Linked DNA regions of Homo sapiens: all the other regions are linked to region 6. The links are chromatin loops, found by intact Hi-C in ENCODE. Cell type or tissue: Panc1. All regions are shown on one strand. Region 1 has its middle 180 kb from the start of TFEC. Region 2 has its middle 9.4 kb from the start of FOXP2. Region 3 has its middle 95 kb from the start of SNORA25B. Region 4 overlaps FOXP2 (forkhead box P2). Region 5 overlaps FOXP2 (forkhead box P2). Region 6 has its middle 160 kb from the start of PPP1R3A. Region 7 has its middle 120 kb from the start of TFEC.

What was found. Peaks named below come from ENCODE experiments on the same cell type or tissue, not always from the same donor. Only the 100,000 strongest peaks of a DNase experiment are listed, where the experiment ranks them.
Region 1: it touches region 6 in a loop (3.0-fold over the local background); 22 of 110 quality-filtered maps call a loop at or near these places.
Region 2: it touches region 6 in a loop (5-fold over the local background); 52 of 110 quality-filtered maps call a loop at or near these places.
Region 3: it touches region 6 in a loop (6-fold over the local background); 10 of 110 quality-filtered maps call a loop at or near these places.
Region 4: it touches region 6 in a loop (8-fold over the local background); 33 of 110 quality-filtered maps call a loop at or near these places.
Region 5: a loop joins it to region 6, with 4 times the contacts of the local background. A loop is called at or near these places in 25 of 110 quality-filtered maps.
Region 7: it touches region 6 in a loop (6-fold over the local background); 21 of 110 quality-filtered maps call a loop at or near these places.

The regions. Positions count from the first base shown.
Region 1 is chr7:115,849,665-115,853,664 of GRCh38, reverse strand. No RefSeq gene overlaps it. Among named protein-coding and RNA genes, the nearest start is that of TFEC, 180 kb to the left of the region's middle. In Panc1, CTCF peaks have their summits at 1,963 and 2,169 (motif pointing right); a DNase peak (open chromatin) is centred at 2,204.
Region 2 is chr7:114,403,374-114,407,373 of GRCh38, reverse strand. It overlaps a transcript of FOXP2 not described here. Among named protein-coding and RNA genes, the nearest start is that of FOXP2, 9.4 kb to the left of the region's middle. In Panc1, CTCF peaks have their summits at 1,562 and 1,764; no DNase peak of the experiment used is centred here.
Region 3 is chr7:115,674,538-115,678,537 of GRCh38, reverse strand. No RefSeq gene overlaps it. Among named protein-coding and RNA genes, the nearest start is that of SNORA25B, 95 kb to the right of the region's middle. In Panc1, CTCF peaks have their summits at 2,041 and 2,244 (motif pointing right); no DNase peak of the experiment used is centred here; H3K27ac peaks cover 241 bases.
Region 4 is chr7:114,661,524-114,665,523 of GRCh38, reverse strand. It overlaps FOXP2 (forkhead box P2), which reads right to left. Exons shown (of 17, transcript NM_014491.4): 14 at 3,338-3,459; 15 at 2,005-2,074; 16 at 1,088-1,251. Among named protein-coding and RNA genes, the nearest start is that of MIR3666, 10 kb to the right of the region's middle. RefSeq lists an enhancer at 3,501-4,000. In Panc1, a CTCF peak has its summit at 1,803; a DNase peak (open chromatin) is centred at 1,838; H3K27ac peaks cover 721 bases.
Region 5 is chr7:114,537,397-114,541,396 of GRCh38, reverse strand. The region is part of intron 3 of FOXP2 (forkhead box P2); the gene reads right to left. Among named protein-coding and RNA genes, the nearest start is that of MIR3666, 110 kb to the left of the region's middle. RefSeq lists a silencer at 1,549-1,843. In Panc1, CTCF peaks have their summits at 1,432 and 1,638; no DNase peak of the experiment used is centred here.
Region 6 is chr7:114,080,244-114,084,243 of GRCh38, reverse strand. No RefSeq gene overlaps it. Among named protein-coding and RNA genes, the nearest start is that of PPP1R3A, 160 kb to the right of the region's middle. In Panc1, a CTCF peak has its summit at 2,153; a DNase peak (open chromatin) is centred at 2,093; H3K4me3 peaks cover 712 bases; H3K27ac peaks cover 388 bases; H3K27me3 peaks cover 1,130 bases.
Region 7 is chr7:115,908,590-115,912,589 of GRCh38, reverse strand. No RefSeq gene overlaps it. Among named protein-coding and RNA genes, the nearest start is that of TFEC, 120 kb to the left of the region's middle. In Panc1, CTCF peaks have their summits at 1,649 and 1,848 (motif pointing right); a DNase peak (open chromatin) is centred at 1,809.

The sequences.
Region 1 (4,000 bases), 1.8 Mb before region 6:
TCATCCTATCAGCTACATGGAATTTACCTGGAAGACAGATTTTTAATCTGCAGACATGGGCTTTCTAATTGGCGTTGTTTCAGTTGCTCTGCTTTCTTCCTTGGGGTTACATAAAATTTCTAGAAATGGTACTGAGTTTGTTCGTTGCATCAGCCATCTTCTCTAGTATCTCTTCAAGTCCTGAACTTCTTTTCTGCATTTTGGCCAAATTTTTCAAGACCGTGCTTCTCATCAACTAATTTTAAATTTTTACATGATTATTTTTTAAATTCTGGTCATGCATTCTTAGTTTCCTATTGTTGTCTTGTTGTCACTATTCTCTTAAGTAATAATCATATTTTTTTCTTTAATAAAGGTTCCAGTTCAAAGCTCTCATCCTAATCCCTCAGTTTTTGGAAAGTTATTTATGCTATGTAGCACTAATGTATTGATGTAGAATGTCCTACTTCCATTTCCTAGTTGTTGTGTGATTAACAGTGGTTTAGGTGAATAGAAAAAACCCCTAGAATGTAGTATATTAAGATATTTTCAGTTTTGAAAAACATCCATAATACTTTGCTAATGGCAAGCTAAACGTAACTTAACTCCAGTTCTTCTCTGGCTTCCTCATCCATTCTTGCTCTGTGGTCTCCTATAACTAGTTATTTCTGAATGAATATTAAATAAGAATGAAGGAAGGGCAGAAAACAGTGATGTTGCCACCTTCATTCGTGAAGAATTAAGTGGATGGACAGTTTGGGGGTTTGTACAGCTCATGATTCAAGGCTTAGACAACAGAGAATTGCAAAACATCTTCCTGCTGTTTAAATTAATGGACTCCATTTCCTAAGGTTAATATACTACAGAGTATAGATGGGTGTTTCTCAACATTTCCAATGGTGATTTGTTATTCAATGTTACTTTTCAATGTTATGAACTTTTGTTGTTTTCTGTTCTTCCTGGGCATTTGGGTATAGGGCTGGAATGGGCTGTATTGGGGAATGCTAGTCAAATGCCATTTTATGCTAGCAATCTCTTCAAAGATGATCAGAAAGAAACTCAGAGGTAAGAGGAAAAGGAGAGCAATAGAGATGTATGTACTGATTCTGCACCTCCTGTGAAATCCTTCTTGAATGATACATATTTTAAGGTGTAATTTATATGTTTGTGAAAATTCAAAGTTAATGAAGAACATAAAATACAAGTCAATGCTTACATGTTTGACTATGTCTTGGTCACAGATTTTTTTAAAAGGGCCTCCACAATCCTACTTAAGATGCTCTGAATCACTAGTCTATTTTAAAATGTCCTCCACATTTTCCTTAACATTTTTATAAGCAATTTTCATTGTCTTTATTAGTTCCTCCTTATTTAAATTTTTCTTCTTCATTCTTTCTTAAAGACATTTTAAAATGAGCTCAATATATCAGCCTTCTTAGTGCAATAATTAATTCTTTGCTTCCTCTCATTTATTAGTTACCCTATTTTTTCTTCTGTTTCTGTCTTCCCCCGATACATCGGTTCTACACTTTTAAATTCTTCTTATAACAGATCGAGTCAGAGTTTTTTTAATTTTTTACTTATATTTTATTGGTTTTGTTCTTCTATTTATAAATATACTTTCTGTTGGGAGGGGGTTGAGTGAAAATATATGGTAAAATTGACTATTATGCTCTAAGTTGGGTTATTTTTTCTATTACTTTTCACAATGTTTAATGCTTACTATTAAAAAGGTGGTTCTTCTATTCCCTTTATTCTGTGACTTTTCTCAGGGACCTCCATGATGCCTCAGGACACCAATTAACCCTATCTATAACTACAGTAAAAAGAATCATTGATATATTAAGACAGGTTGAGGATCAATTAAAGATGGTGATTTTTTAAAAGTAAGACTGTCCCTTCATTCCCACTGCAATACACAACTTTGTGTTCGATCTTTACCTTTTAGGGCCTTAATTTTATCTTAGAAGAAGACATAATTTAATATTAGAAGAAAAGACAAATATGTTTTTAAGTATGCATAGTAATACAAATAAATGGTAAAATACTGTGAAATGGAGGTTTATGTCGGATCTTCTGATCCTTTTATATAAGCTTATGCATTCATGTTTTGCAAATAGCTCTTTCAATCAGATAAAATTTGTTCTTGTGAATGAAATCACTAATTCTTAAGAAATCTGATTAACACAAGGGGGCAGCATGGTATAGTAGAAAGAGCACTGGGCTTAAGAGTCAAGAGCCTGAGTTCTAGTCTCATCTATTGACAGATGGAAAGGGAGTAACCACTTGAATATTTTCTAGGGGGTACTTGAGGAGGAGCTTTTTCTCTTCATCTCTAAAATTAGGGGTACTGACTATATAATCTAAAGGATTCCTTCAAACTCTAAGCATCTATGCCGAATTTGCCTTTTTTTAATAAATAGTTTTTACAAAGGTAGAAGAGAATTAAAGCAAAGTCCAAATTCGCAGTGGTAAGATTTAAATTAAATGAACATGTTTTCATCTTTATAATGCATGAGGGGGTAGAGCGAGCTCCTTCCTGCCACCCCTGCCCCCACCCCCAAGAGGGAATATTGAACATTGTAGCAGTTGAGCTGACTCTGAGTCAAGGAGGGCTCAGTGAAATGGTCACAACAACTGCAAATTTGAGGTGACTATAAAAACTCTAAAAAAGCTTTGCCTCAGCTATGGCTTAGTTGTATGTTATGCTGACAGGGCAATTGTGAACTCTTCATTCTCCAAGAGGCTAGCAAGCTGTTGGTAAGGGACATAGGGAACTGTCAAAAAGAGAAACCCATGGGAGATCCCATCATTGTTCATCAGCACAGTCAACTGAAGTCACTGTTGGTGCTGATACAAAGTTATAAAAGCCACTGGCGGGAACCAGCGATGAGAAATTCTTTGGGGAACTCTCTTTCATTGGTATTTTTAGATTGAGTTGTGTACTATGGAGGACCTTTCAAAGTTTCTGGTCTGTTCTACCAGTCCAATATATCCCTTTCATGTGGTGAGTAATTTGCTGAGAGAAGTAATTTTATTTGGATTCTAACCTAAAGTTGGTGATCATATTGTCTGCCACATGAACTTACACTACTGATGGTTACTGATTTGATCAGGAGTTAACCATCAACTCAATGAGAGTCAATCCATGAAACAGCTAGGAACTTATGAGGTGGTTTGGAATTGAGTTATTCCCAAGAAGAAAGATCATTAATTGGCCAAAATCAATAAAAGTCTACTTCTTTGTAATTTGAACTAGAGATATGGAGAAAATATCAACATGTTGGTAGCAGAAACATAAGCTAAAAGACCATAGAGAAAAGGCAACATGTAATTGCTAGAAGGGAGAAAATGGCATAATTAAGGATAAATTCTAAATTAGTATATGCTGTGAAGTAGAAAAACATCATCACACAGTAAAAGTAATGTTTTTAGTTGGCAGGTGCAGAAGAAAAACATACAGATCAACTGAGAGACCACATGAGAAAAAATCATTAATTACCACTGTCGGGGGGGTGAGCAACAAGGTAATGCAGTCACTGGTTCAACTTTGGATACTTCCACTACCTGAGTGCATTCCGATTTCAGAGAAAATTAATGACAACCAAAATATAAAGAGTCAACTATGACTCTTTTCCCTGTGTTCTTATGAAGACTGATTACATGGCTAAGATTCCTATTCCTGTCTTAATTATTCTCACACACTTCCTTGAAATAAATTGTTTTGTTTGAGCTAACAAAAGCAAATTTATACAATACATCATGACTATAAATTGATCTCAAAAGATGCAAAAGCAAGTTAAAAATTCATATGAGGTAAACAAAATTCAATCAGATAGCATTTTAAATATCAGTTAAAAATGTATGGTTCAAGAATGAAGTTGTTCAGAATTCTGTCAAGTTCAAAGGTCTTTAAGCATTTAGTAAGGCAGGTTTATAAAGAGCAAAAGAAATGCAAAATCCAATCAAGTGATTAGCTAGGTGTTCCAATACTATATTATTTTCTTTCAGCTCCAAATCT
Region 2 (4,000 bases), 320 kb before region 6:
GAAATGCGTTGCTATTTTCTATGCTATTAAAACACCTTCTTGGTGGTCTGATGTTTGATTGTTATATTAGTGAAGCAATCTAAATTGTAATTCCAACTATTTATCTTTTAGACATCACTAAACCTTCCAGGAATATTTTATTTACTATTTATTTATGAATTTCTTTTGCAGACTGTTAAAATGATTTCGAGAATACAAATGTCAACTTTTCACACGTTTAGACAGTTTTCACACTTTATCTTCCTTTGGTACTCAAAATTTGCATATAATGTAATCTGATTTATTTCCTCTTCCCAAGCCTTCAGCTCTGTCTTTTCCTCTCTTATTCCCTTTTCTTACTATTTCTCTCATTTTCCTCCTGTCTGGTTCTCTCCTTCCCTTCTTCTCTCTGTTCAAGTTACTAAAACAAGCAGACATAAACTTCTCAAAAATAATTCTTAAACGCTTCCAACTTTACTTCTAATTTTGTATTTTAATGGCAATGTTAGTCTAAATTACCATAGGAAAATATACTGTACTGTAGCGATAAAGACAGAGACTTAGGCTAGGGAGAGAGGGAGGAGGTAAAGCGGGAACTGAGGGAGAAAGAAAGGGATAAAGAATAAATATATAAAGAGTGCTTTTATGCCTCGAAGGAGACATTATGGCTTTTACTCTTCCTCTCTCTAGAAAGCAAGTTTTGGATATTCAAAAACACTTTCTTTTTTAACTTTTTCCTCAATTTAGTTGTGACTCAATTCTTTTTCAGAATGGAAACTGCATTATGTAAGTGAGAAAGTTATACATAATGAAATAGCAGTTTCCTCACTTTGTAACAACTATTTTTACAGTGCATGGTGTTTTAATAAGTCATGTATAATGGATATCTGAAAATAAAGCTAAAATGCATATGATAAGGATTCAAATCAGAATAATAAAATCATCACATTTAAATAATTCCATCATGCCACACCTGTACAAACATCACACAACAAATACGAAACTTGTAAAAACCTGTACTTTGAGTTGAGCTAATGTTAAAATAACTGTAACTTATTCTCAAGACTATAAACAAAATTAGTATACTGGAAAATTAACTGATATACATTCAAAACAGCTGGAGCAAAATATGTTTTTTTCTAGCACAGAAAACTAAACTTATTTTTAGTGGAACATGGGGAAAGTAATCCCTACATATGTGAACACTTGATTTTTAATTTGCTAAAACTTTGACACTAGTGCTTTAGAAGCAATCCAATTTCATTTTTCCAATTAGACTTAAAATCTTAAAATTTGTTGCATATACAAATCATACTTCTTTCTATGAATAAATGGTGTAAGTGGACTAGCTAAATATCCACCTGTGTATTACTAAAATTGACAGTTATTTCTCATAACTGGCAATGTCTTATTTTTCAACTACAAATTCTATGGAAATGCTGACCATAAAAAAAGTCAGCATTATCAAAGAAGGGCCATACATATGACAGACTATACAGGTATCACATGATTAAAAAGAGGGAGCAAGAGAGCCAATATGCTATTTATATAAATTTTCCAAAAATAAAAATTTCAAAATCCAGAAATATCATACCAGAAATTTAAATCTCAAAGACTTCATAGTGAATTTTCTATTAAATACTAACGAAAAAATAGTTTGCATCATAGATAACAGTAGCAACCTTAAATAACCATGTATATCACTTAACACTACACCCATTTTCATTTACCCTTTAAACACTACTATTTCTTACCAGTAGGCAGCACTATTACATCTTTTACCTGTTACCAATGTTAACGTTACACAATTCCCTCTGTAACTTATTACACATTATCTGACCTTTTACTTGCCTACTAGCCTCATTATTTTGGCTGCAGGCTATTTATCTCACAGAGATATTCTTTTCTTCCTAAAAGCAAAATTAGCACTAATAATAAAATATTAGCAATTGTCAGGTCCAATATACATGAACGTCAAATGGGAAGTGTGTAATTAATAGATATTACTATTTGTTTTACTCATAGTTTATTCCTTATTTTAATTTAAAAGAAACTGCAATTAAGGGCAGTGTGAAATCGTTTAAGTGAATTTTCACTTCTGAATGAATTACTGCTTTTATAATAAGGAGTATATGGACGTTGATACCAAATTATCTGTTCAAATTACATATCTGTTTTTCAGAAAAAGTAAATTATTTAGAAACCTACACACATAAATGTATAAGGGAAACTATCATATAGTAACACCAGTAAACAATTTATATTCTACCACTTAATAGGGGGCCACATATTCACTTGATCGAATCCATCCTACTTTAACAAAAATTGTTTTCTACTTCATCAAAAAGCACTTAAATGTAAAATGGGCCAACATCAAAATATATTAAGAGAAATTATTTGGTTCTTTCGCTAACTAATCAGAGATACACAGAAAAGGACCTTTTAAGTTTTATGATACCTGCTCATTAAATGATGCTAAACACTAAAATACCACGAACAGCAGGGAATTTCAGTTTACATTAGAGAAAAAAAATAAAAGGGTAAAAATGACTGAAGTTGGTCAGTTCAAGCTGATAGGGCACTTCAAATGAATAACAGAAGAATAAAAGAGACACTCTAGGTTAAATTAGGTTCTCCTATGCCTTTTCTTGAAAGTGGTTAACTTCACAAATTTTATTTGAATTAACTAAACTGACAAAAATCAAAGCAGATATAAAGTTAAACAGGCAACTACACTTCACAGTAGTTTACCTATTATACAAAAGAAAAAACCTTAATTTTAAAAAGGCGATTTTGATTTTTAAATGTGTACATTCCTTTTCTTCACTGAGGCAATTTATATGCTTCATTTCTGAGAAAACATCTACTCCACAGATTAAACATATACAAAGCTGAAGGAGAATAGGTTTATGTAGACTTTAGATCTTCATATATAAGGGAAAATTTTCTCCTAAAAACCAGTATCTGATCATGCTCAATAAAGTGTTATGTAACCAATTAGAACTTATTACATAATACTTATTTTACGTACTTTTTAAAAGGATATTTTCCGTTACAAACGTTTATAAGTTTTTACGTAGAATTTTCACTAATTAAAGCATATAATTTTCCTTGTTTCAATCATATGTCCAAATTCTTATTTACATTTGCCAAACCGACATTTCTCTAAGTCAACTAGACTAAACCTTGACAAAATTGTAAAGTCATAATTATTTGATATTGACACCCCTTCTCTCCACTCATTATTCCTCTCCCCCAACCCACTCATCCCAATTGCACCTCTACCTGTGCTGTTTACCCATTTAATGAATGGTAAGCCATTCATAAAGCTAACCATATATAAAGCTAACTATAGTATTAGTGAATTTACACTGCCCTCCAAGGCAAATGAATGTCCACCTTCTTTAGGAGGGCAGAAGAAAAGAGGGTCAGTCCTTCTTAACCCAAGACATAAGTTGCTGAATAATAAACTATACTGGCAAGTAAGAGGTATGAGGTATTTTGGTCCCCGGGGAATTGCCCTGCAAACTTCAAATGATACCATGTATGCTTTTAGTTAATCTTTTCTTGTATATCTATTAAAATAAGGGGCTTTAGAGAGGGTTCCCCAATAAGGTTCTTTCATAATTTCTTAAAACAATTTCTCCATCACTTTGGAATATTTACCAGCATTTTCTAGGGATTTATATCTGTGCTACCTTTAGGCCATGTAATCAATTATGAATTTCAAAATGCTAGAGACAAGGATAAGGGTAAGCTATAGTATCCTTGTATCACTAGCATAGTATTTCTTATAGACTATTCCACAGAACACAAGTCTCCTGAGATAGTCTGCAATAAATGGGTTCTATGGTAAATAATACTTGAGTCTCCTGTAGATGCAAAAAGACTGTTAACTTATAAAGGCAATGAGAAGTATAAAGAACAGTGATTCACTCTTTTCATTAGTTAACTATTAAACCTCGTGTACATTAGTGTTCTGGGAACATAATTTTTAAATCTGAGTAAGTCTCAGGAATTC
Region 3 (4,000 bases), 1.6 Mb before region 6:
GTTTAAAACGTTAGCATGCCGCCGTCGTCAGATGAACAGTGGTTGTTAAGGCATGCAGGCCCTCATCCAGATATTTAAAAGTAAATATTTTATCTAGGGAAAAGTATGGAATTCATAATTTGATGGCACAAAAGGCCAATAATATGTGGCAGCATGATCTCATTAGAAAATGGAATTTTAGCCCAGTGTGATCTGAGTAACTAGTTCCAAAATGTGCAGTGAATTTTATAGTTAGTCTGGCTGGCACTTATCCACGCTCCTGCATTCCCCAATGGTAAATATTTGTAACAGATTTCACGTTGTAACACAAGGGCTTCTTTCACAGAGCAGGTCATGTAATGCTTCAAAAAAAAATCAAGGCCAGGGCAAATAAACAAAAAGTCACGCCAAGTTCACCCCTCCCAAAGACGCTGAAGCCAGGCTGTGCATACAAACTTCACTTGCTACTCATCAGCATCAGCAATTTATGGCCAGATGGTTATAAATTTACATTCTATAAAATTTTAGAGGATGTTATTTTTTCCACTCAGTTTGTTAATTAACTTTCAGTCTTTTTATTTCCTCAAACGTAACAGTTCACTCTTTTTTTTTTTTTTACTAATGATACAGTATTATATTCTTTCCTGTCTCATAGCACACCTATTCAGCAAGACCTAAAATTTCATGAAAAGGATATAAAAAAGCTTTTGCAGCCACCAATACTGGGAAACTTCTTCTTCTGAGCATTCTTTTGCACTCCTGAGACAAACCACAATGGACAGGGAACCATTAAAATATACTGACAAATTAAACTGACATCAAATTCAGCCCTTTATGCCATTCTTGAAAAATCTCTTCCCCATTACATATATGTATACATACATGCATATAGTCAAATTAAAAAACTATACTGAAAATTCTAGACGTTTCTTTTTTTAACAAAAAACTCTACAAAATCTTTATTATCAAGAACTACTTTTTTTTTCTTCAGCACTAAAAACTGTTTTAAAACTATCAAGGAAAGAAAAGAAATGAGGATGAAAGAAAGGAAGAAACTAATCTTAGAGCTTCAAGTTGTAGAAATTCCATTAGTGTTTGTTAGTATTTGAATCCTGACCATTTAAAACTGTCTTTTAGCTATATATTTGTGTTACAGAATACTAATATTTACTTTTGTTATATACAAATTAAACAATAAAATACCTTTTTGATATAATGTTATATAGGCAGAAGATTGTAACAAAGGTTATAATATTTTAATATTATTTCCAGATTTCCCCTGTTTTTAAACTCAAAGCATGTAGGTAGGTTGGGAAGGTAGACACATTTTATGTGGATTTCTTTTGGAATATTTTTCATTAATAATTTCTAATGGCAAGTTTGTTATAATGTTGACATTTTCTGCATTTCATAGAAATATACCGAAAAACATTTTATAGATGCTGTGTGTGCAGAGTAATTGATTAAATATTTGAAATCATAAAGGAAAATATACTCCTGGGGTCACAAGATCCTAAAGGGCACATTTGTGTGTATTTCTCTCAGCTCTCACTTTTTACAGGTATATCAGGCGAAGAAGAGTTCAAGTAAACAGTCTCTAGGTGTGGATTTATGCCAATATGGTTCTACTCTGAATGTTAGCGAAAACTAAATTTGCTTATTTTCCAAAGGTTAGCTAGCCACAGTTGTGGCCCTGAGAATTTGAGACTAAACAGGAGCTGTGCTTTTTAACTTTGGTGCACAGTGCACGTACTTCTTTGTGCTTTTTACTGCACACACATTTCAATGGCTCTGAAACACATCTGAAATTGACATTCTGTACAGTAGAAAGAATAACCTAAAATAAGACTTGTTTCCTTAATAACTTTTTTCTTCAATAAAGCAATTAGTTAGAAATCTTTCAGTCTGGGTCCCTTAGATGGACTCCCTGCCCTCCCAACAGCAGATTTGGATTTCATTCTCTTTGCAAAATTTGGGGCCTGAAATTCTGGGTAATTGCCTCCTCTCACTGGATCTTTTTACCTGTGTAGACACAGACAGCTCTTTCTTTTAAAGACTGTCACAAATGAAACCCAAATCCAAATAATTGCATTGTTTCTTTTCTAAAAGATGGAAAGCAGACAGAAGAGAATCAAAGTGAAGTACATATTAAGGCAGATCATTAGGGAAAAGAAACAGGATATAAAAACCTGACGTGTCTGTGGCAAGATCCTGGCCACCTAACTTATTAACGCAGCGTCCATTGTGAGATGCCGCAGTTCCGTGCAGTCAGAAGATGGCTCCAGCGCGTTAATTTTGCTCCTGTTTCTAGCACGAGATTTAAGGGGCAAGATGCACTTCAGTGCTATTTTTCCTTTCTGATTTTGCCGTCGTCTCATTTGGTTCAAAACATCAAACTGCAGCATATATGGAGTTGTAAAGGGTCCATTAATATAGATGGTAAGATTTAAAAAGAATTTACCTGCTCCTTCTTCTGAATAGGCCATTCTTGAATATTTTGCATGCTTTGGCATAGAGAAAAGGGGCCACAATTGTACGTCATTGCTGAAAATACTACCTATAGAAGGCAGTACTTCCCAGTGACACTGTATAACTGGCAAAGCAGTGTTCGCTAAAATTATACTCTCATCTTAGAAATACTGTTTTCTTGATGAACTAGGGTTTGTGAAAATAATAGTGTGCAAACCGAAGACTTAATGTTATCAGGTGGAATAACATAGTCCACAATCATCTAACCTGTCTAAATTTACTGTCTTTCAGAGATGTCTGAGCAATTCTCTTTACCTCCTCTCACGTCTGCCAACCTCCAAATTCAGTTTCTAAATAAATATTGATTGATAGAAACACAAAATGGGTATTTAATCCAATTAAGAAGTCACAGCTTGAAGTACTTTATTAACAAAAGAATGATACATAAAGTTTATTACTTAACTAGTGACTTTAGAGGTCATTTCTCTGCCAGCCAAGTGCATAAAAAATTATAGGAAATTGTGTGATTAGCAGTGAAAGTGACATGATATAGTATGAGCCGTATTAGGTTTAACATTTAAATGCATTTAATGATAGACAGTAGTTGAATTTACTTTGTCCAAAATGCATGGTTTCTCAAAATAATATTTAAAATGCATACTTGTTTCATGTCATAGAAATTATTTTATCTAATGTGTTTTGTATCTTTGTTACCAGATTGATCTAAATCAAAGAATTTTACTTTTACTTCATGTTTTTAAGTATTTTGGTGGCTAAGTGGTGTTTCATTTTATTAAAAAATATATAGCAATGATCATTACTTCAGCATAGTTCTGATGATACAGACATTTTCAATGAAAGCCAGACAAAATAAATATGTTTATCAGTGATATTTTAGAAATGTGTTTCAAAACAACCTTTTACCTACCTTTCTTTTAAATAATAAAGATTTAAAACCACTACCAGTCACTATACTACAGTAAATATTTTTTGCTTTGAATTTTTGGGGAGGAGAAACAACAGCAATTTATTAGTAAAAACATATTTGATTTTCTTCAATTTATTCAAATAGGACTGTTAAACATAGTGTCCAACTTATACTTAGCCAGATTTACACACATACACACACACACACACACACACACACACACACACAGGCACACTCTCACAAATGTGAAGCTCTCTTTTCCCCTGTACATGGTCTGGATGAAATTGTTTGAAAAATGTCAATAATGAAGCCAGAGCCTCAGTGTAACCTAAATACGAACTTGTTGCTTTTGGAAAGATGGAAAATTAGCACCATTTTGTAGGACAGAGGAGTTAAATGAAGGAGGGTGATTCTTTTATTTCTGCTCTATAGAATGATGTACGCTAATCAGCAGGCAATGCCCTGTCAGTGAGCTAATTCAACTCTCTGCTAAAAGAAGTGTAGATTAATGGATAAAGGAGGTCTGTGGTAGGGTCACACTGATATGGATTCAACGTGTACAGCAGCTTGTCAGATGCCTGCTTGGATTAAATCTAACCTTTATTGTTGAAGGTTGCCATTTAC
Region 4 (4,000 bases), 580 kb before region 6:
AAAGACAACAAAAATAATACCCTGTGAAAGGTCAAGTGAAAATGGGTACATATAAAGAGTATATTTCTCTTTCAGACCTTTTACTAGATATTGAATGGAAAAATAAAGGAAGACAATATAAAAATAAGAGAAAGGACTAATCTTACCTCAATAACTTGTAATTAGAAGTATGTGACGTTTAATTCTAGGAAGTATAGACATGAGTTACAACTCATCCTGACAGCTAAATGGTGTACACACTTCATTATTCAGATTCAAATTTTTTTCCTCTGAATTCTGAGTTCTACCACGGTCAATACATTTTAGTAAACAAGACACTAATATGCTTGACACTATTGAAAAAAGCCAGGCATTTTTTAAAGTGTCATACACATTTCTGAAATCCACAATACATCAATTTTTAATACTTCTACTCTCTCAGCTCCATTAAAAAGATGGTAGGGGAAAGATTTTAGAGTAATTAATGATATAGTTAGCTGCTAAATATTAATAGGAATCGTAGTCTTGCATAAAATATAACTTATAAACCTTGCCAATACAGACGCACCAGTAATTAAAGTTGAATATATAATTACACTGATTTATAAGACAGGCAAAAAGTTACACTTTACTAGCTTCTATGTAAACTGTGGGTAACAGTTAAACTTTGCATTTTACGGTTTATAAAAACGGGCAATATCTTGACTACAGTTCATAAATGGTTTAGAGACCTGTAACAGTAGTAAAAATTATAACAACTTATTCCATCATGAATATTCTTATTGCACCATACAAACCAACCTGTGATAATGACCCATAAGATGTAGATTCATCTTAGACACTGCTTTATGCCCAAGAGAACATTAGTAGTACTAAGAATCTGTAGAGGACTGCTGGAACAATAATGATATGGCATTTGAGATCATCTAAAAAATGTATTAAAACCGATTTTGATAAACTTTGTCATATTATGAACGTGGTATAATTTAACTCCACTTAAATTTGTATTTTCAACTTATACAACAGTAAAAACTTCGGAAAAATTCTAAATTTAAGAAGCATATTAATATAGATTCTTCCCTTTAGAGAGTCTGTTAACCACACTTACATGTGCGGCTGAGGTGAGCAGCCCGGACTACTGTTTCCATTGCTGTCAATGTGATCCAGAGAACCATTGAGGTCTTCGTGGACGGCCTGCAGTAGGCCACTGGATGCATTATTTATCAGTCCAGGATTACTTAGCAAAGGTAAACTGCTCTCTGCCAAGGCAGCCTAGTGAAATGAAGATTGTGTAAAACAACTTTCAAAATGGCATTTAAAATAATTTTTAAAACATGTATCTTCTTTTAATGGGTTCCAATAAGGAAATAGATATTTTAGAAGGATTAAAAGAAAATGTATTGAAAAAAAATTCCTAACTGGCTACTTGTGGCAGAGATGCAAGGAAATTAAGTGCGATGTGAAAATATAAACAATCGTCCTTGCAGCAAACTTTCTCACTCATGTTTCAACCTTTGGCATAATGAAATGTTGAATCCACACATGTAATGAAATACTCCAGTTTAATATAAGCAGTTGCTCTGCTTTTTAAAAATGACCAGAACTTAACTCAAAATAAAGAAGTCCTGACATTTGCCTCCTCTGCATAAAAATTATATATTATAATTAAACTTTAAAGTTTTTGCCACAAGCACCATGTTCCCCAACACTATGATGTGAAATCATTTATGACAGCCTGGATAAATATTAATGCATAGCCACATGCACTTGCAAAAGCTTCTATCAATCTAGCATTTGCAGAAAAACCGAATGTTCCAGATTTTGCCACAGGGTGTCCTTCTTGCTTCTTCACATCAAAAGTAGCTTGAATTAGAACCAGTGCTGTCTATAGTACTAGGTACTACAACTTGGATGATAAACCAACTATTAAGAACAATCACAATCTCACCTAAATACAAAGACATGCCAAAAAAAAAAAAAAAGCCCTAAACATTCAAATACAACAAAACTGGGAAAGTACATTACCTGCAAACTGGCATTAAGAGCTGCTCCATAGCCTAAACTGGTAGGTATATTTTTTACTAAGGTTGGACTTCTGAAAAAAAAAATATATAAAGATCATTTATACGTCAAAATATAAAACGTGGATATCAATAGTCTCAGCTATAAAGGTATGTTCTGGCTTGTCTCACACTAATAGTCCATACTGGATGTATATAAGGCCACAAAAATAAGGTAATAGAGTTCAAATATATAACCCTTTACATAATACATATTAACTTGATCCAGGAATATAAGAAATGAAACTTTAGACTATGGTGTGCAGGCAAAGTGAGACATGACCTTGAGGATCCTTAAACCTGTTTCTAGTTGTGTGAAGGTTTCATTTGCAAGAACAGCAACATTCATACAAAATTTTTAAAATGTAAATATACAATACAATTACCAATTTGATGCAATCAGGAAATAATTAATGGTTAATTTCTAGAACACCATGAATTAACATAACAAATTACCATAGTTAATTAAATGACAACATAATAGATTAACTATTTCTTGAATGCAGATATTAGCACATACTTGACTATAGAAATCAAAAGTCAAGGGCCAATAGTAGATAAAATACATTAAAGTCATCTCTTCATATTAGGCAGTAGAAGTTTGGGGGAATAAGTAAATTCTACATGGAGTTAATTAAGCACAAAATGTGTTTTACTATATTTTGGACTTAAGTTTGGCAGTCTTGTTCTCTATAAAACAAACAAAATTCAAACTTCCCAGCCAGTAATTTTCTCACACTAGTATACCTTGGTCATCTCAACAGCACTGTACAGAAAACCATCACAGTTGGAGTAAAAGCAAGGTAGGTCCAAATGATAAAGTTTGTCTTGGAAAATGAGAGTATTTGAGAAAGAAATAGCCTTATTTTTTTATAAAGTCTTCTCATAAATTCTTCATAAAAAGGTACTTTCAGGATTACCAGTATATGCAAAATTAGCCTCATTTTTAAAAAGCCTTTTAGCTTCTACTGGAAGCTACTGTATTGTATAAAAACAGGAAGTGTCTCTCTCTCTCTAGAAAGCATGTTCCATCTTGAAAAACAATTTTTTGATACACGTAGAAATGCTGAATTGATGAAAATAGTAACCAAAACAGTCCTGTGATGATTTTTACGGAAAAAATTGATAGGCTACTGTTGATTTATGCCACCTACACCTAGATTCAAAATGCAGTTCATTGCCACGAGAATGTTAGCATGCCATTAAGCTAACTGTCTCCCCACCCCAGCCCCAACTTAAAGTATTTACTTTTCCTGGTGGATGCAGGATACAGGATTACAAAACTATCACAAACATACCCTGTTATCTTTTGTGACCTTCGCTTCTGGTATTCTACTTCATCCACAGTCCATACTGCTCCTTTAACATTTTCTACTCGAACAAAACACTTGTGCAGGCTAAGATTATGACGTACTGCATTCTAAAGCAGACAGAAGAGAAGAAAAAATGGCAAAAATAATATTGTCTAATAAGGCAGCCCAACATACTACATTATTGATCTTACTTAATCAGAGTGAAAAATCTTAACATGTTTAAGTATTAAAATCAAAATATGGCATGATATTACAAACCTCAAACTTACAAATTACTGGAATCTGCAGTTTGAACTTTGTGATAAGAGAACCTTCCAAGCTATTTTAATAATAGCTGTGTCAAAACCTTCCTTTCATTGAACTGGTCTAAATTGCAATATCTGTACAAATTACAGTATCTTTGAAAATGCCAGAACAATTAGGTCAGCTCTGTTGTGTCCCTGATCAAGCACTCAGGGATGGTTGAAATGTCCAAAGGAACCAGTCCTGCTTGAGGTATTAAAATGCTAAAAAGGCTACAGTGACAAGTGTTAATTTTGCACAAAGCTTTATGCAAATAAGCTCAAAGGCATTCTTTTCATCCCTATAATAATGAAATGACAGAGTTTGTTTATTCTGTATTATTAGATGACATATGCAAGTTACAGT
Region 5 (4,000 bases), 460 kb before region 6:
AATCCAATGCTAATTTGATTGCTCTAGTCCCCTCTTGTCTCTTCTGCTTTTTCTTCTTGCTCTAAAAAAATGTGAATGTTACTGAGCTCCTCTTTTCAAATTACCTTTTTCAGAAATCTCCTCTACTACCATGGATTCATCTATCACTTCTGTGTTGTTCCCCAAATGTTTCTCTTTAGTCTTGACCCCTCTGTCAAGCTTTCTTTCAAATTTGCTAAAAGCTAGCTATTTCTACTTTCTTGTCTTGCCATCTCCTCAAACTCAACATGTCTAAAGCTTAAGTCATCATCATGCCTACCTAAATAGTTTTTAAAGGATTATCCTTATTCCAGGTTTCTCAGAATTCCCTTCCCTGAAAATATCCTCCAAATGTTCCATTGCTATCTTCACAGACCACTGCTTTGATAATTTCACTTCCTCATCAAAAAACTTTAATAGCCCCTTCTACCCAATCTATAAAATACTGACTTCTTGGCTTGACATTTTAAGTTCTATACAATCAGCGATGTGTATTTCTAACCCCCAACCCATTCATTATTACATTAGTATGATATCTCTAGGCTGATCAAAACAAACTACTTACACTTGCCCAACCAGATCTCAGAATTTCCTATGTCTACATCTTTGATGACATCTTTAAAAAAATTCTCCATCAAAAATTCCTTTATCTACCAAATTCCTTTTCTTTAAGCCCAACATACATGCTACCTTCTCTACAAAGTCTTCCCTGACCACTTGTAGCCTGAATTGTTAATTTTCTTTTTTAAATGCTTATTGTTCTTTCTGTTTTTCCCATTTCTACAGCACATCCACTGTGGCCAATAATGTTTTTATTTGTGTGCAACTCTGAATATCTCCTCAACTAAGTCATAAGTCCCTGAGGACATTACACATGATAAATAATCACTCAATTTATACTGAATGAATGGATGTTTTTTTTCCTCCTCCAAATCTCCTTTGCTCCACTCAGCACAATCTCCTCCTTATTCATTGTTTCAACAAGTTTATTTATTGAGCTCTATTATTCACCAAGCACTGTGCTAGGCACTAGAGAAGAGCAGGGAATTCATGATTCCTGCTGTCATATCGCTTACAGTTTAATAGAGAAGATAAACATTAAAATATAAGTTTATGTTTGGAGAGTGTGAAGTGTATATGTGGTGGGAGCCTATAGCAGGGGAAAACACTCTAGTATTCCTTAAAACACACAATTACAACAAGGGCATACTTCAAATCATTGAAATAGCTGGTAATAGTAACAAATTACGGCCAAATGCTATGATATAGAATATATATCATAACCTTGAATTAAATACCAATTTCCTGGAGGCTAGCATAATGGTAATTATTTATTAACTCCTTATCCAAGGATTTACGGTAAGTACTTTATATAATATAATTTTTGGTCTTCACAGCAATCTTGAAAGGTTGGGTATCTTTATTCCTATTTTAGGGATGAGGAAACAGGCTCCAAAGAGATCAGGTTATTCTATCCAAAGCCCTATTAATGGCAAGGGCAGGCTTCAGATCTGAAACACATGGTTCTTTCTTCTATATGCCATGAGTAGATCATATGGTAAGTTTTCCACACAAGCATGCTTAGTAGTAATGAGCTCAATGTCCCAGACCCTCCTCCACAGGGTGTCAGCCTTGAGCAGCTGGTCATGGATAGAAACATCATCATAGTTTAACAAAAATTGTATTCTATAACATTCTTTTAAATTTGCCTATTTCATGCTGCTTTTAAGAAATGTTCTTCACTGGAATGGGAAAATAAGAGCCACACAAGACATAGTCTGTTCTTGTAAACAGTATTTGAATTAAATTCTTTTTTTTTATGATCAAGAAATAATGTATTAGACCTCCTGTTCATCTTTCAATACACAGAAAATATAAATAGTAAAGAATATCTTTAAAAACTTATTTCTAAATTTCTGGCATCATAATAGATCGCTCTATTTAAACCCGTATCTCAATTTTTCTGGCAATGCTGCTTTTATTTGGAATAAAATGTGGTTTAGCTTCTCTCCACTTCTTCTACATTATATTTAAAAGTAATATTGAAAAAGAAATATTCAGTTTCATTCTTTATCGCTACATAAATAAAATGTTATCATTTCCTAAAATACATTTTGTAATGAGTGATTCTATATCCCATATAAGTTAGTATTTTCCTCCAGAATATTTTACAAATTATAAACTTTTATAACTTATTCTTGATTTTTTACATATGATATGGAATTTCAGTATTGATAATTAGTTTACTATAGAATTTCTGGTTTTGTCAGCTTTTGTTATTTTTAACAATTTGGAATGAAATAGTAAAGTAAAAATAATGTTAAGTTGCATTATATCAAAACATTTCAATGTAGATTATTAAAGTAAATACATTGGTTAAATAATTTTTATGTAGCTTACATTTCTCATAAATTCAATTTATAATATTTCAAGGCATGAAACAAAACAAAGCTTCCTCAGATATACAGAATTATATTTGCGCAATGGTTTTCCATACATATGGGCTTTAATTCTTTGTTTCCAAGGCACGGTTTCTGGATGGGGCATGTTAATAAACAAATGTTTTGTAACAAAAACCAAGCAAACAAAAACATAATCCTTACTTCATAAGCTAATATCCAACAAGATATACCCAATCCTGAAAAATTAAGATACCTCACTTACTTCAAAATGAAAACAAAATAAATATTTAACCATGGAATTTAAGATCTTGTTCATCAGTTAGCCCAACATCTTTATTTTAAAGATGTCAAGTAACTTCCTCAGACTTATATAACTATTTGTGGCAGAGTCAGAATAAGACCCCCAAGTTTAATTCTCTTTTGCTTTTTACTATTCCATTCTTGAACTTCTTAAGACAGAATTATAAAAATTTTATAATTCAATTACCTATTAGAAAGGAGAACTTTATATTATATATTAACCTACAATGAAGGAAGTGATTACAATGCTAAAAACTAATATTCATCTAAGATAGCAAAGCAATGGCATTTACCTTAAATTTACGTCTCTGCTCTGCACAGCTGTTGAAGAACCACAAGTCTGTCTCATGGCTGTAAATGTAACAAGAACAATAATGCGACCAATTTTCATATCTAAACTAAATTAAGTAGATTTGTCATAGGCTAGAAAATTGAAAATGTATTTTACAAAAATTTTTTTAAATTTACAGATTATGGAAGTGTGCATGTGTGTATGTGCATGTTGGCATTTATGTGTGTGTGGGGTGATGTGTTAACTTACTCTTTCTAAACTGAAAATTAGTTTCATGAAATTGAAAGGATTAAGTATTATTCTTTTTGGCTAACTTTCCTCATTATGGATCACTATGAACATATCAAGTCTAGGAAGTGCTAGGAGTAGATTTAAATAAATAAAACAAATTAAAGTGAGAAGCTGTCTTTGGCTGTTATTATTAGGATATGTTTTCTGGTATACACAGTAAGAATGTAAAGCAGAAACATCTGGTAATGCTTAAGTTAATATTGGCTCCCATTTGCATCACAATCTTTATATATTATTCATCAATATGCCATTAATCAATGTACTTGCTGATTGCACCTATTCAATTGGTGTTTCATGTAATGAGATTATGTAAACATGTTTCAAATACATATATTCAGATATCTATACATGAAAGTGAAATCACTACTACAATTGGCACTCAAGCTTGTCAGATGTGATGTTTTCTTCTTTCCATTTTGCATTAGACATGCTAATATCTATGCCATCTGTAGCACAAAATCCTGAACAAATGTAAATGAAAAAATAATAGTAGATAAATACTAGTCTACTAAAAATAGACTCTGTACCATGTCACACTTCAAATCTGGCCACCACTTCTTAACAGAGAAAAGAAATTCAGGTGAATGTTAACAAGCAACTGAATATTGTTCTTGTGACTTGAGCCATCAAAACAGGTTTTGAAATCTGTATTTTCTTTCAAACTTTATAAAATAGTTCTCTATCAAAACTATACTTC
Region 6 (4,000 bases):
CCCCAAATGGCCCTACCTCGCCCTTTTGAAAGGTGGGGATAATTTTATGTTAAGTAATCTGCGTTTATGCTTCACTAGGAAACCTCAATAAAAACGGATTCTGAATAAACTTGAAACTATTTTGGAAAAAAGAAGAGTAAACGACGTGGAAATCCTTGGAAAACTGGGGATGTACCTTTCCAGGGGGGTTATAAATGAAGGGAATAGAACAATCAAAAGGTGGACAGCTTCTCACTTCTTTTTCTTCTTCTTCCCCCGCGTACATCGACCCCACTGACTTCCCTTTTCTCTCCAGGTGTACCGAGTAAGTGAGCGGGAAAGGTTTATTGTAAAAGAGCTAGGGCCACTTGGAAGATCAAGTTCCCAACGAGGAGAAGGAGGGTTAGGGTCTCAAGACTTGGAGAGGAACGAGTTTAGTTAGCCTTTCACTTTTCTGTACACAAAGAAACGTTTTGGTGAAATTCGCAGCCTCTAACGTTCCTTTCTGGAGAGTACAGATAGCCAAGAGGTGCGAAAGGACATCTCAGTCGGAGGAGTATATATTTATAGAGTGGACGCGTACCCTTCCGGGGCCTTTTTCTCAGTGAAACTGAGCCCGCAGCTCCCAAGTGCCCCCGCTCAACTTCGCCCCCATTATCTCCTCCTCGCCTGCTGCCATGCCCCGGGCCACCAACCCATCCCGCAGGGAAGCTGTCCAGGGAGTTGGGAAAACAGGTCCTGTCAGGAGCCGCTGCCCTCGGTGGACCCCTCGGCTGCAGCCAATGGGCTGGGCCCGGGTTCGAGAGGTGAAAGTTCAGGCCCGGGGCTCGCAGCTCGCTTCGCCTCTCCGGCCGCCTCCTTTTCAGCCCCCGCCCCTGGCCACACTGCAGACACGGCCCGGCTACCAGGGGCCGCCACGGTGGCACGTAGTTTGTTGATGGGTGGTCATAAAATATATTTATTTGCAATTCCTTGAACTCGTCCACCACTCCCGCCCCAGCATGGCCCCGAACACTGCAGGCTTTGTTCGCCTCGGCTGCTGCTGGAACTGGCCGGGGTTTAGCGCTCTGTGCTAGCTGACTCCAAAAAAAGTTGAAGTATAATAATAGGAAAACCGGGTTTCCGCAGCCGAGGAAAACGCTGAAAGGGCAAACAGCGATCGAATAGTTTTCTTTTGCACAAGTCACTGGTCAGCCCACTGGATCGAGGCAGCCTTTAAACGAAACGCTGCATATTGGAAAGAGAAGGAAAGCCAAATTCTGTCCCTGTAGTCGCCGCGCAGGGTCATAGGCACGGTTCAGGTCTTCTTTGCAGCACGTGGATCGGCAAAAGTCATTTAAAGAGGTTCCAGAAGAAAGTTCAACGGCTCAACTGGGTGAATGAGGAGTTTCACCAAGTGGACATCAAAGCTTCCTCACGAAAGTTTATTTGATTTCAAGTTTATTTTACGACGAAACCACAAATCAACAAAATTCGAGACACTGCTCTAGTACGGTCCTAGTGAAAGATAAATTCGTTTGAAATGGCCTCTGTCAGCGCATCTTGCGCGAAATAAAACACCGCAGATGAGAGGAAGTATAGCCAAGATGAAGGAAAGCGACGCACGCGAATGACAAATTAGAAATGTTAGTTTACTGCTTCTCCCAGTGAACCTCTTTGATTTTCAGTTATTTTTTATAAAAATATAATTTTTCACACACTTAAGTCTGTTTTTTCCAACACTTTCAAACAACAACTACATTTTTCTCTTTCAGAGCCGTTTTATCTCTGTAATTGTGACTTGTACTTAAATTTCAACTGACTTGGAGAAATCGCTGGGAGAAAGGAAAGGGGGTGTTTTTAAATTACTATTTTTTCCTGTTATAAATAACATCTTCAAAATTGTGCTACTCACTTCAAATAGCCTGTAACTAAAGTCTTAAATGCAAGGTATTTTTCCTTTCACACAGAAAAAACAGTCACATATCAGTTTCCTGTGTTTTCACATCCACTACAGTTTTCTGAAGATGAGCAAATAAGCAGACTCCTTTTAGACGACTTTTCCCCATTCTCCTCCCTGACACATTTAGGGAAAAGAGAAAATTCTAATTTCACCGAAGTCAAATCAAGGGTAATCTATGTTACATCAGACTGAATGGAGATATTGTGAAATTGGTGGAGTTACACCACCATCTGTCGTTAAGCTTAGGGACTACAAAATTTGGGACCTATAATAAATCCTAATGAGCTCTCCCAACTTTTTTTAAAAAAGTCACAGACTATATTTTTCATTTGTGTTTTTATAGCATATACCCTGAATTTACCTGGACCCTGAAGCAATAAATATTTGTTCATAAACCCACACTTCTACCCGGGTTCTCTCATCTTCAGAAGATTAAAAAAATTCTCCACATCTGCCAGCCTTCACATAAAGCCCTTTGGAATCAGCTATGGGCCTGCAGATTTCCGCTGCCCTGCCCCTAGCTTCTCCTAGGCTGCTGGCAGGAACCATGGAGACTCAACAACAGGGGCTACCCATATCCTCCAGTGAACAATACACTTAATTCTCTCTCTAATGTAGCCTAGTTCATTGTTAGTAGGTATATATCTAATCTTGAAAAAACGTAACCACAGCATATCACTGCTAAGAGGTTGGCTCTGAGTGTCCTAAAACTTTGATTGAAAGGCAGTTAATACTAGGTTCCAGTTTTAGTTGATCTTGGTGGAGAGACAAAGATCAATTGCTCTGGGATGGAATCTTGCAGGCTAAGTGGGTTCTATACCCAGGAAAGCTTTATCCAAATGAATATAGAAAGGGGATAACTACTGGATAAAGAATTCCAATACTGAATCAAAAGCCTCCATCAAGCAGTGAAGACTCCGTTTTTTGTTTGCTTGTTTGTTTTTCACAACCCTCCAATCCTCCAATGGCATAGTATTGATATTATATTTCTAAGGATCTTAAAATATTTCACTAGAATGTTGTACCCCTTTCTGTGTTAAGGACTTGATTACCAAATTTCTATTTTCCAGAAAATAAAAATCAATGAAAATAAAGTCTAATCGCTTGTGTATGTTAGTAACACATCAACTAAAAATAATGATGTTAACTTGAATCATATAAATTTGTCTCTATTTGACCAACTTTGAACAACACAAATGACAATTTAATATGGTTCAATTTAATAGATCTTACATTTTTCTGAGACATAGTCTATATAAGAGAAAGCAAAGTTAAATTTCTTCTTACACATTGATTCAAATATGTGGAATTTCCTGATGCAAGAGCTCTTTGTCTGTTAATGTTTCTAACATGAAATTAATCTTAGACATGGTATGTTTCTGAATTACTATGAAATTTTATAACTGAAGGAAACGTCAAGATATTCTAGTCCAATCTCCTCATTTTAAATATCATTAAGCAAAGCCCAGGCATGGAGGAAGCCCACACAGCTAGTTAGTTGGTAAAACTCCACTAGCTTTTGAACTATTTTGTGTTTCTAAACATATAATCAGGTTCCTGTTACTCCAGAAAATGTTTTTTTTTTCTTTCTTTCTTTTTTTTTTTTTTTGCCATACATCTCTATGTCTTTACAGTTTCTTCACATCCATCAAAACTGATGTGGCTCAGTGATGGCAATAGCCTTGGATTTTATTACAGTATTGAAGATGTTAACTGTCATGTCATGTCCACTGTAATACACAGGAGAAAAAAATTCTGATGACTCGTTTCTCTTGAAAGTCAATTAGACTTTACAAGGTTTCTTCGATAGTGTAAAGAGGTTCATTGCAAGTGTTCATCATAGAAAAGCTGATGGCAAGAGGTGTTAAAACAAACCACAGTTTATGATGTTTTTCAGGGTTAATTTTCTTCAGGGACTCATAGGAGAAACCCATAATCTCATCAGCAGCTTACCTTCACTACAGTTTTAAGAAATAAAGGCTAACATGAGGCTATGAGGCAAAATATAACTTTGATTTTTTAAAAGCTATGAGCAAAAAAAGGACTATATCAAGATTTGCATCAGTGCAGATTTTTATT
Region 7 (4,000 bases), 1.8 Mb before region 6:
GCAAGAAGGGTGAGGATGGGAAAGAGTGCAAGGAAACCATTCAGGCGGGGCATATGCTGACAGAGTCAGTGTTCTACGGGGTTAGGGGAGATAGTTATAAACGGAAATGTGCAGTTTCACTTAAAGAACACATGGAGACCTAGGAATGTGACTCAATTTCTTTTAAAGAAGAAATAATCAGAAAGGAGGGTGGATAAATATGTTTCCTTATGCTTCGCTTTCATGGGAAAAATTCTTTTAGCCATTTTATTTATTTTTAAATATAAACAAAATAATCTTTTCCAAAGCCTCCAAAATTTAAAGCTGTTTTACTTTTTCTGAATAAAGCTCCATTCTAAATGGGAAACAAAGTTTGTGTGACACCCTCTAACTCCTTTCTCCACCTTCCCACCACCCTATTACCAATTCTTATTTAAGTGGCTGCCAGCCACAGGCCCAAATTTGAAGAGATTCATGAACTACACTATTTCAGAATAATGATGTCCTATTTTATAGGATGCTCAGACTTTGGGAAGAGTGAAAAGATGGAACCTCTTCAGCATTAACTGAGATATATTAGTATTAGGAATATAAGGTCTGTGAATAACCTGCCCTGCAAATAGGCTCCAACATTTCATAATCCTGAGGAGAAATTGAAGAAAGCGTTATCAAATACAATAGGCAGAATTAAAAATGGATAAGAAAACTAGGGACTGAAACTGAAAATAAAAACAGCCTTACAAAATACTCTTTTCCTAAATTTGGATGATACAGCTGAACAATAATAAACACTAAAGCTCTATTGTGGTTAATTTTTAAAGAAGTATATGCAACATTTGTCATTATTATAGAATAGAATTTCAGAAATTGTTATTGTAACTGGTTCCCAAAGCTGTATTTCTTAACAGTTGTGACCATATTTCAGTGCTGAGTTAACCCTGTATGCTTGGCTTACTAACTTCTTTCACTTTCTTCCTTATGCCTGGAGCACTTTTATAAGTCACGTGGCTCTGGGTCACAGTGTCTCTCTGAACTACAGTCGTTTGAATTAGAAGTTATATTACTACCTATTCTAAAAACACAATGAGTAGACTCAGATTTCTCTGGTATTTAGCGCTAGATCTTTAGTCAGAAAACATTTTTTAATTTTCTTATTTACCATTAACGTTGTTTAAGGCAGAAAATTTTTAATAAGCAATTAACATTAGATTATACATCAGAAGATGAATTAAATGCAATTGTATGGAGAACAAGAGAGGACTAATCTTCTAAGGAGTGTTAGGCAAATGAAATACTCCATAATCCAGAAGCAACGGTTTTCTTGAAATAACCTGTACGTGGGTGCCTCTCTATTCTGCGTATCATGGACTTTTTTGCTGTTTTCCTTATAAATAATTCTGAATTAATATTAATGTGTTTTATTATTAAATTTATGATTGGTGGGAAAGTGGAAAGTCCTTTTATTCCTGGCCTCACAACCCCCTCCACAGAAAAGTGCTTTGAGAATTTTATACATAAAAAGTTACTTACAATTTAAGTAACGCTTCCATAAACAAATAAAGGGCTCAAGTGCCTAGAAAATGCAGTGTCTCCAAATTCTGGCTGCCCCCTTTACAAACCTTGTCTTTCTTCTTAAATATCTGTAACTTGTTTTTCAAAATCTGATATCTAAGGAGTTACATCTCTCTCAAGCACTTTGTTGGCTCCACTCTGAAAAGCGTTATTTGCTTGGACAAACAGCATGTTCTAAGCATTAGAGAGGAATTTAAGTTTTCTGCTTTGAGGACACTGCCTTAAATAGCATTTGTGAGTTCCGTTTTTCAGATGAAGCATGAACAATAAAACCTCTTTCCAAGGGACTTACATTTTTTTCCACTAGAGGTCTCTCTCGTAACAGCTTTCCTTTTGTTGGGCTCATTAATTATTTTACTCAAAGGAACAATTCTACCTTTTACATTGGAATGCCGCACTTAACATGTTATGCTAGAGAAAGATATAATACCTCCTTAGCTTGTTCTCCTCCTTGATAAGTAGATATTAGGTTGACTGAATGAATCATCTTGGATATTTTATTACACAATGGCTACACTTTAGTAAAGAAGTTTGAACTTTCACCTACACTTCCAAAAGTCTCAAAATTTGACCAGTTAAAACAATATGCTAAAATAAATGTGCTTTATCAATGAGCATTAAATGGTCAGGCTTTGAACTCTCCCGAGAACATCTAATATCCAGTGTCAACTTAGATCATGTAATTGTAAGCCTGAACCATTTTACATTCATGTCTTTCACTTTTGCAGTAAAACACACACACACACACATTTTTTAAAATTTGTGTAGGATTATTTAGTGTTTTGTTATTTCCTGTTCTAGTCCTTGAACAGAAAATAGACTATTAACTTTGGACAAATCTATAGTATATTATAGAGTTTTCTGTTTTTAATATGTGTTTTCTGAAGAAAATACTAATTAGAAACTGCTTTTTCCAAAAAAAAAAAGAAAAGAAAAAAGGCTTTTGCCATTAACTCTTGTGAAAAGACCAGGAAATTTAAATAATTTTTAAACAGATGGAATCTAAAATGAAAATAATGTAGGATACTCTCAAAACATAATATAAAATTGCATTGAACAAAGTACTGCAGAATAAAAAACACTGACATCAGTCACAAAGCTATTAAAATATTCAGAAAACCCAAAGAGTGTTCAGGTTTGAGGATGGAAGTAAAAAGACAGAGCTGTGTTCTTGACACAAGAAATTCAATGGGAAGATGTGAAATGTGAAGAAGCAAAGGAACACCTAGCAAATCAATTTTAGTGTTATACTGAAGGTAGAGTATGTCTGCATGAATGGATACAGTGGCTAAGCACAGAGCAATACTGTATAATGAAAAAGGGCACGAGGAAGTGAGGAAATTTGACAAGCTGCAAAATGTACCACAACCTGGCCAGGAGAACACAGACCTGTCAGACAACAGTTTTGAGAATCAGAAACTGTACTATAATGGGAGCAGAAAATAGACAATGCATTATTGACATTATTGAAACTACTCTGCTACCCAAAGAATTTACCTGATACTTCCTCCTCCAAGTGTAATTGATTAAGCAGTTAAGCACATGTTTTTCTTTCAACACCAATTCAGACATATCAGTGTATTTGCTGATTACACATGTAACAACTTCAAGTATTTTAACTGAATGACTGATCAATTAATGAAAAAAAATCAGTGAAATCAAATAATGGGATTGACTAGAATTTTTTTTTCCAGGAGTGACTAAATTGAACAGACATTTTTCCAAAGTTCTAGGTTCTTTGTGTTAGTGACAGGAGCTTCAATAAAAGCACATTCAGGTGAGCTGTTTGGGCAGTTCAAATGGCTAAGATGATAGCATACACATCACAGACTCGTGGAATTTTAGTTCCAAAAGGAGTCTCAGAGACCATTTTTTTTCATTTTACAGTTGAAGAGACTTATTCAAAGAGGTTAAGTGACTACTGTAGGACCCCTAAATGACTGTATTATTCTGGTAGATGAGAAGAAGTCCTAATTGTTTAAAAAGAAACAAACAGCAGCTTAGTAATATTGCATCCAGAGTGTATACATCACGGAGATATGTAGATTCTAAATGTTTTGAAGGTGAAAAACATGCTAATGTTATTTTCTTATGGAAAAATTTATGTTTTACAGAATATTCATTGTCTCATTTTAAGGGAATGTGAAAAGAAGTGCTATCTTTAGGAAAGATGGAGTCTTAGAATAGGCATTCAATGCAAGAAAGTTTTTTATTTTTTTATCTATCAGTGGACACTATGCTCCTTAAAATATGTTTTCTTAATGTTTCTGTTTCTAACTTAGGAACTAATATTTGTGGCTTCCGGTAGTTTTTTTTTTTATTTAATTCAACATCTTCTAATTAATGAGGATGGATTGACCCAATCAATAACACCCAATTAGACTAACGAAATTAGCAAATTTAGAGCAATGAAAAACGGTTCTATGTGATAGTTTTTCTTTTTCTTTTT